Regions from separate parts of the Homo sapiens genome. Here region 2 is linked to region 1. Evidence: read pairs that join two places in POLR2A ChIA-PET (ENCODE). Cell type or tissue: Panc1. All regions are shown on one strand. Each heading gives the region's core, and the rest is flanking DNA. Links, peaks and the distances in the headings are about the cores only. Region 1 overlaps STAT3 (signal transducer and activator of transcription 3). Region 2 overlaps STAT5B (signal transducer and activator of transcription 5B).

The links. Peaks named below come from ENCODE experiments on the same cell type or tissue, not always from the same donor. Only the 100,000 strongest peaks of a DNase experiment are listed, where the experiment ranks them.
Region 2: POLR2A ChIA-PET joins it to region 1 with 5 read pairs; 3 of 35 experiments call an interaction of 5 or more read pairs at or near these places.

Annotation. Positions count from the first base shown.
Region 1 is chr17:42,359,188-42,362,104 of GRCh38, reverse strand. All of the region lies in intron 1 of STAT3 (signal transducer and activator of transcription 3), which reads left to right. Among named protein-coding and RNA genes, the nearest start is that of STAT3, 28 kb to the left of the region's middle. In Panc1, for the core only: no CTCF peak of the experiment used is centred there; no DNase peak of the experiment used is centred there.
Region 2 is chr17:42,251,206-42,254,122 of GRCh38, reverse strand. The region is part of intron 1 of STAT5B (signal transducer and activator of transcription 5B); the gene reads left to right. Among named protein-coding and RNA genes, the nearest start is that of STAT5B, 24 kb to the left of the region's middle. In Panc1, for the core only: no CTCF peak of the experiment used is centred there; a DNase peak (open chromatin) is centred at 1,302; H3K4me3 peaks cover 185 bases; H3K27ac peaks cover 2,500 bases.

The DNA of each region.
Region 1 (2,917 bases), core at 92-2,591:
GACATTTACCATGCTGAGCATGTGACCGCCATCTGAATACCAAATGCCACAGGAACCTGGGAGGTTGTCACTTACTCCTCCCTTTCTCTGAGTCACCTTTGCCCTTCAGTCAGTCACCAAGTCCCATCACATGTAGCTCTGTAATGTCACAGAAGATGGATGTCTGCCTCAAAACACTTACAATGCTGCTACCTAAATTGGGCAGCCACGACCTCCCACCAGGATTATTGCAGCCTGAGGGATCTTTTTGAAATGTAAATCAAACTATCACTTGTCTGTTTAAAGCTTTTCAAAGACTTACCCCATTGCCCTTGGAAGAAAGTGCAGATATCTTGACAGGAGAGCCTTCTCCAGCCTCCTCTTCTGCCGTGGTCTCCTTGTACAGTCTCTACAGTGTACTGCTTCATTAGAACCCTGGAGATTATTATTTGCTAGTTCTGGGCTAAGAACTGGCACCTGGCTTTGTAGAGCTCCTCAGGAGATTCTGAGGCGTATTCAGAGTTGAGCCCTGATCTCTGCTCTGATTTCGAGGTTCTCGTTATATTTATTAATGATCACGAAAAAATTTATTATTATTCTTTGGCCTCACTTTAGCATCATCTGAGGAATTTTTTTTTTTTTTTGACAGAGTTTTGCTCTTGTTGCCCAGGCTGGAGTGCAATGGCGTGATCTCAGCTCACTGCAACCTCCGCCTCCCGGGTTCAAGAGATTCTCCTGCCTCAGCCTCCCAAGTAGCTGAAATTACAGGCATCCACCACCATGCCTGCTAATGTTTTTGTATTTTTTAGTAGAGGTGGGCTTTCACAGTGTTGGTCAGGCTGGTTTTGAACTCCTGACGTCAGCTGATCCACCCACCTAGGCCCCCCAGAGTGCTGGGATTACAGGTGTGAGCCACCGTGCCCAGCCGTAGCTTTCGAAATTTGAAACCTGGTCCCACTGTCAGAGGTTCCAATTTGGCACTGGTTTGGTTCCCAGGCATCTTTCTTGCTGTATATATTTTTTAGTGTCAGCCAGGGTGGAGACCTCTGTATTACTTCATGGGGAAGAATTTGGGAGAAGATGTTGTGAGGAGACAGGTTCTAGTCCTAGAGTGATTTATCCTTTCTCGTACAGATTTCCAGGTATTTGAGGGGCCACTCTTCTGTAATTCATGTTTTTCTCTCCTAACCTCACTCCTGTTGCCTGCATCTTCTTGCTGAGCAAAATATTCAAGGTCTTCAACTCCTCACACCCTGGTTGTCCCTCCCTGGATGTGTTTGGTTGTTTTAGTGTTCCATTTCAATTTTGATACACAGAATTAGAATAGCATCCAGATGTGGGTCTGTTACAGCTAGACTACTAGATCCTTCAAAATCCAAGTACTAGTATGTCTATTAAAATACCATAAGATCACATTGGCTAGTTACAATGGTTGGTTTGTGGGTTACTTAAAAATCAACTAAAATTCTTTTTTTTTTTTTGAGATGGAGTTTTGCTCTTGTTGCCTAGGCTGGAATGCAATGACACAATCTTGGCTCACTGCCACCTCTGCCTCCCAGGTTCAAGCAATTCCCCTGCCTTAGCCTCCTGAGTAGCTGGGATTACAGGCATGTGCCACCATGGCCAGCTAATTCTGTATTTTTAGTAGAGATGAGGTTTTTCCATGTTGGTCAGGCTGGTCTCGAACTCCCGACCTCAGGTGATCCACCTGCCTCAGCCTCCCAAAGTGCTGGGATTACAGGCGTGAGCCACTGAGCCTGGCCAAAATTCCCACTTTCTAATACTCCTGTAGTAGCTGGGTACGGTGGGTCACATCTGTAATCCCAGCACTTTTGGAGGCTGAGGCTGGAGGATCGCTTGAGCCTAGGAGTTCGAGACCAGCCTGGGCAAGATGGCCAGACGCCATCTCTAATTTAAAAAAAAGAAAAAACAAGACTCCTATAGTGGTGAAGAACAGACATTCCGAAAACAGACTGTGCGTTATGATTCCAGCTCCATGCCTTTACTACCTGTGTTGTGACTTTGGATAAATCACTTAAAAATCTTTTTTTTTTTTTTTTTTTTTTGAGACGGAGTCTTGCTCTGCCGCCCAGGCTGGAGTGCAGTGGCGCGATCTCGGCTCACTGCAAGCTCTGCCTCCCAGGTTCACACCATTCTCCTGCCTCAGCCTCCCAAGTAGCTGGGACTGCAGGTGCCCGCCACTACACCTGGCTAATTTTTTGTATTTTTAGTAGAGACGGGGTTTCACCGTGTTAGCCAGGATGGTCTCGATCTCCTGTCCTCGTGATCCACCCGCCTCAGCCTCTCAAAGTGTTGGGATTACAGGCGTGAGCCACCGCACCCGGCCAAATCACTTAAAATTCTGTGCCTCAGTTTCTCCTCTGTAAAGTGGGATAAAAATAGTACCTATCTGATAGGGTTGTTACAATTATGAAATGAGCAAATAAGTATGTCAAGTGTTTAAAACAGCGCCTGGCTTCTTGTAAAAAGTGCTATATAAATCATAGCTATAATCATTACTTATTTCGACTGCTCTTTAACCAAGGTTCTTATTTTTCATCTTTTTCTTTTGTTTTGAATATCACTTAGTGTTTTCACCTTTTACTCTTTTTAGGACCTAGAGCCATCCTAGGTGAAATACGTATGGAGATATTTGATCAGGTCACCACCCAGCTCTCCTGACCTCCCTTCTCTCCTTAAATTAACATGCCAAATCACAGCATCACTGACTCCTTCCCTCCCGATATGATAAGAGTGTGCATTGAAATGCATGTATTTTACTTAGCAGGGAAAGCTGATTAGTGATTATCACACTTAACCCCTAGTGAATCTGATGGATTAACCTGCTTTCCAGGACACTAAGGAAATGGGTTTAAGATAAGAAATATCTGGCTGGGTGCGGTGGCTTTACGCCTGTAATCCCAGCACTTTGGGAGGC
Region 2 (2,917 bases), core at 327-2,826, 110 kb after region 1:
ATGTTGTGGACTCCTTTAGAGCCTCTTGAAATAGGGCTAGTAAAGTGATTTTCTACCACTGTATCTGTGCTCATTTACATTGGGCAGATCACTTCTGCTTGACTTCATAGTTTCAACCTATAACATGAGGGGTCAACAGGTAGATTCGGAACCATCAGAGTTTAGGCCGAAGCCCATAGAATATGAAAGTTATTTTTAAAATTTATTTTTACAATGTCTACAAATGCAGTTGTTAAAGTGCCAGAGACAGAAGTATTGACAATGAGAAATTATCCAAAACCAGGCCAGGCGCGGTGACTCACGCCTGTAATCCCAGCACTTTGGGAGGCAAAGGTGGCAAGATGACTTGAGGCCAGGAGTCACAGGCTGCAATGAGTTGTGTTCATGCCACTGCTCTCCAGTCTGGGCCACAGAACAAGACCCTGTCTCTAAAAATAATCATCATCATCCAAAACCAAGACTGGCTCCTATTGGAAAGGTGGAAATGGTTGTGATGGAATTCAGCAACACCAATACCTTGGTATTTCTGACTTTCAGGATGTTAGGAGACTCTTTCAGTCCTTCCTGTTTAAATATGAATGGATATGTATTGCCATTATTGCCCTGCCCCTACATCTCCCAAATTTAGATTGCTAGTATTTATGTAAGTTTACTAGTCACAAATAGATTCTTGCATTTCCCATCTCTTGTCATAGGGCCCTCTTTGAGTTCAATATGCTTTTATTGGCACTTACTTTGGTTTTCTTTACAGCAGCAGCTGCTAATTAGTGACAGCTTTTGAGCAAGCAGCTTGTCATTTTTGGCAGAGATAGGGGACATCCATAGCAAGTCAAGACTATATTTTCATTTGCTAAATTTACTTTGCTACATGGAAATACATCTTGGATAAAAAATAGTCTGTAGTCAAAGGTGGCTGTGTTTACTGAATTATCTTCCTGAGTTGGCATTCTGTCCTGTAGTTGAAGAACTCACAGAGATGAAAAAAAGAAAGAAAGAAAGAAAGAAAGAAAGAAAGGTTCAACGTCTATCAGACTGATGCCATAAGTCCTGAGTCATCCTTCTAACATTAATCTACATTCTGGGTATAGAACCTCATCATCTTGTTTTGGCACAATCATAAATCTTTCTGGATTGTAGTTAGTGGCATACATGGTAACTGAATGAGTGAATTGTTGACAAATGTGCTTTTCGTTTATACTCAGCTTCTTTCTTGAGATATAATTAAAAGAAAGGTTAGTTTGCTTAGAGAAGATCCTTTCTTTGGAATTTTAGCTCATCTTAGCATCATCATATTTCATGTAATTCTTCTCTTTGAAATTGCTGCAATAAAGTGTTAGCTCTATTTTACAAACTTGTCACGATGTTTATGAGGGTGGCACAACTTGCTATTATGTTTACCTTGATTAGCACCAATGATGAGTCAAAACCTCCGTCATGGTTTCTATAAAGTGTGATTCACTCCCATTATTCCTGTAATAAGGATTCAGATTAATGACCTCCACAGTGTTAAAAATATCCTGAAGGAAATAACTGACCTACCATCCATTTCCCCCAATTTAGGTCCTTTTTGTAACATGGAGGTCTATAAAAATTGTATTCAATACACAATTACTAAATACCAACCATGTATATCAAGTACTATATTGGGGAAATCAAAATGAATCAGAGAGACATGGTCCTTGCTCCAGGATGGCTTACAGTCTATTAGTTGGCCAGCAGATAACTTAGTTGCCTTGGTTCTTATGTCCAGAGTGTAGGGTAAATTCTAATTCTAGAGGAGGAAAACATCCCATCTTTTAAAAATAAGATTATCAAAATGATCAAAGACATTGGATACAAATATTGTACTGATTCTATTTCTACCTAAAGGTGTTAAAGATTGTTTGAGGCACTTTTCCTAGGCTTGTGGAACTGCCAGGCATCCTTGTCCCAAATTTCCCCTTGATATATCGCACAGCACTGTTAAATTCAGAAGTTGCCTTCTGTATCAGAGTGTCTATTTCTTGATGGCATAGCTTGGAGAACCCAGATGATCTTCTAGCATTCAACTCATACTTAATGTACATCAACAGTAACATAGTTATTTGTATATTTTCTTTTCTTTTTTTCTTTTTTTTTTTTTTTGAGACGGAGCCTTGCTCTGTCACCCAGGCTGGAATGCAGTGGCACGATCTCGGCTCACTGCAACCTCCACCTCCTGGGTTCGAGCCATTCTCCTGCCTCAGCCTCCCCAGTAGCTGGGATTACAGGCACGCATCACCACGCCCAGCTAATTTTTTGTATTTTTAGTAGAGACGGGGTTTCACCATGCTGGCCAGTCTGGTCTTGAGCTCCTGACCTTGTGATTCGCCTACCTTGGCCTCCCAAAGTGCTGAGATTACAGGTGTGAGCCACCGCACCCAATCTATTTGTATATTTTCATTTGAACATTTATTAATTATAGTAGGAATTTATCATGTATACCTTGTCTCCAACCCAATGCACAGTAGCATCAGGTAAGTTGCTGTTTAGTTATAGGTATCATGTGAACAGGTATCCAGATGGCAGCTAACTTCAGTATCCTTTGTTATCCTGTCTTACACACTGGGGTGTTTTACAAGTTGCTTTCTCATTTCTATTAATGACATTTCCCCCTGTATGTAAAATGTTTTCTGCCATTAGAAAGCCTAAGTTTCAGATGTTCTGTGATAAATATTGGTGATGGATAATAATGTAACTAATGGAAGCCCCTTAAGGAATTTGCGAACAAGTTTAACAAAGTTAACAACTCAGCTTCTTATAGGAAATGTTGCATTGCTAATTCTGACCACAAGTGGTCAGGATCTAGGTTTTGGCCTTATGGGAAAGTTACCCAAGCCCAGGACAGTTCTCGTTATTCTCCTCCCACTCACTTTTACAATCTAAAGCTTTTGGCTAA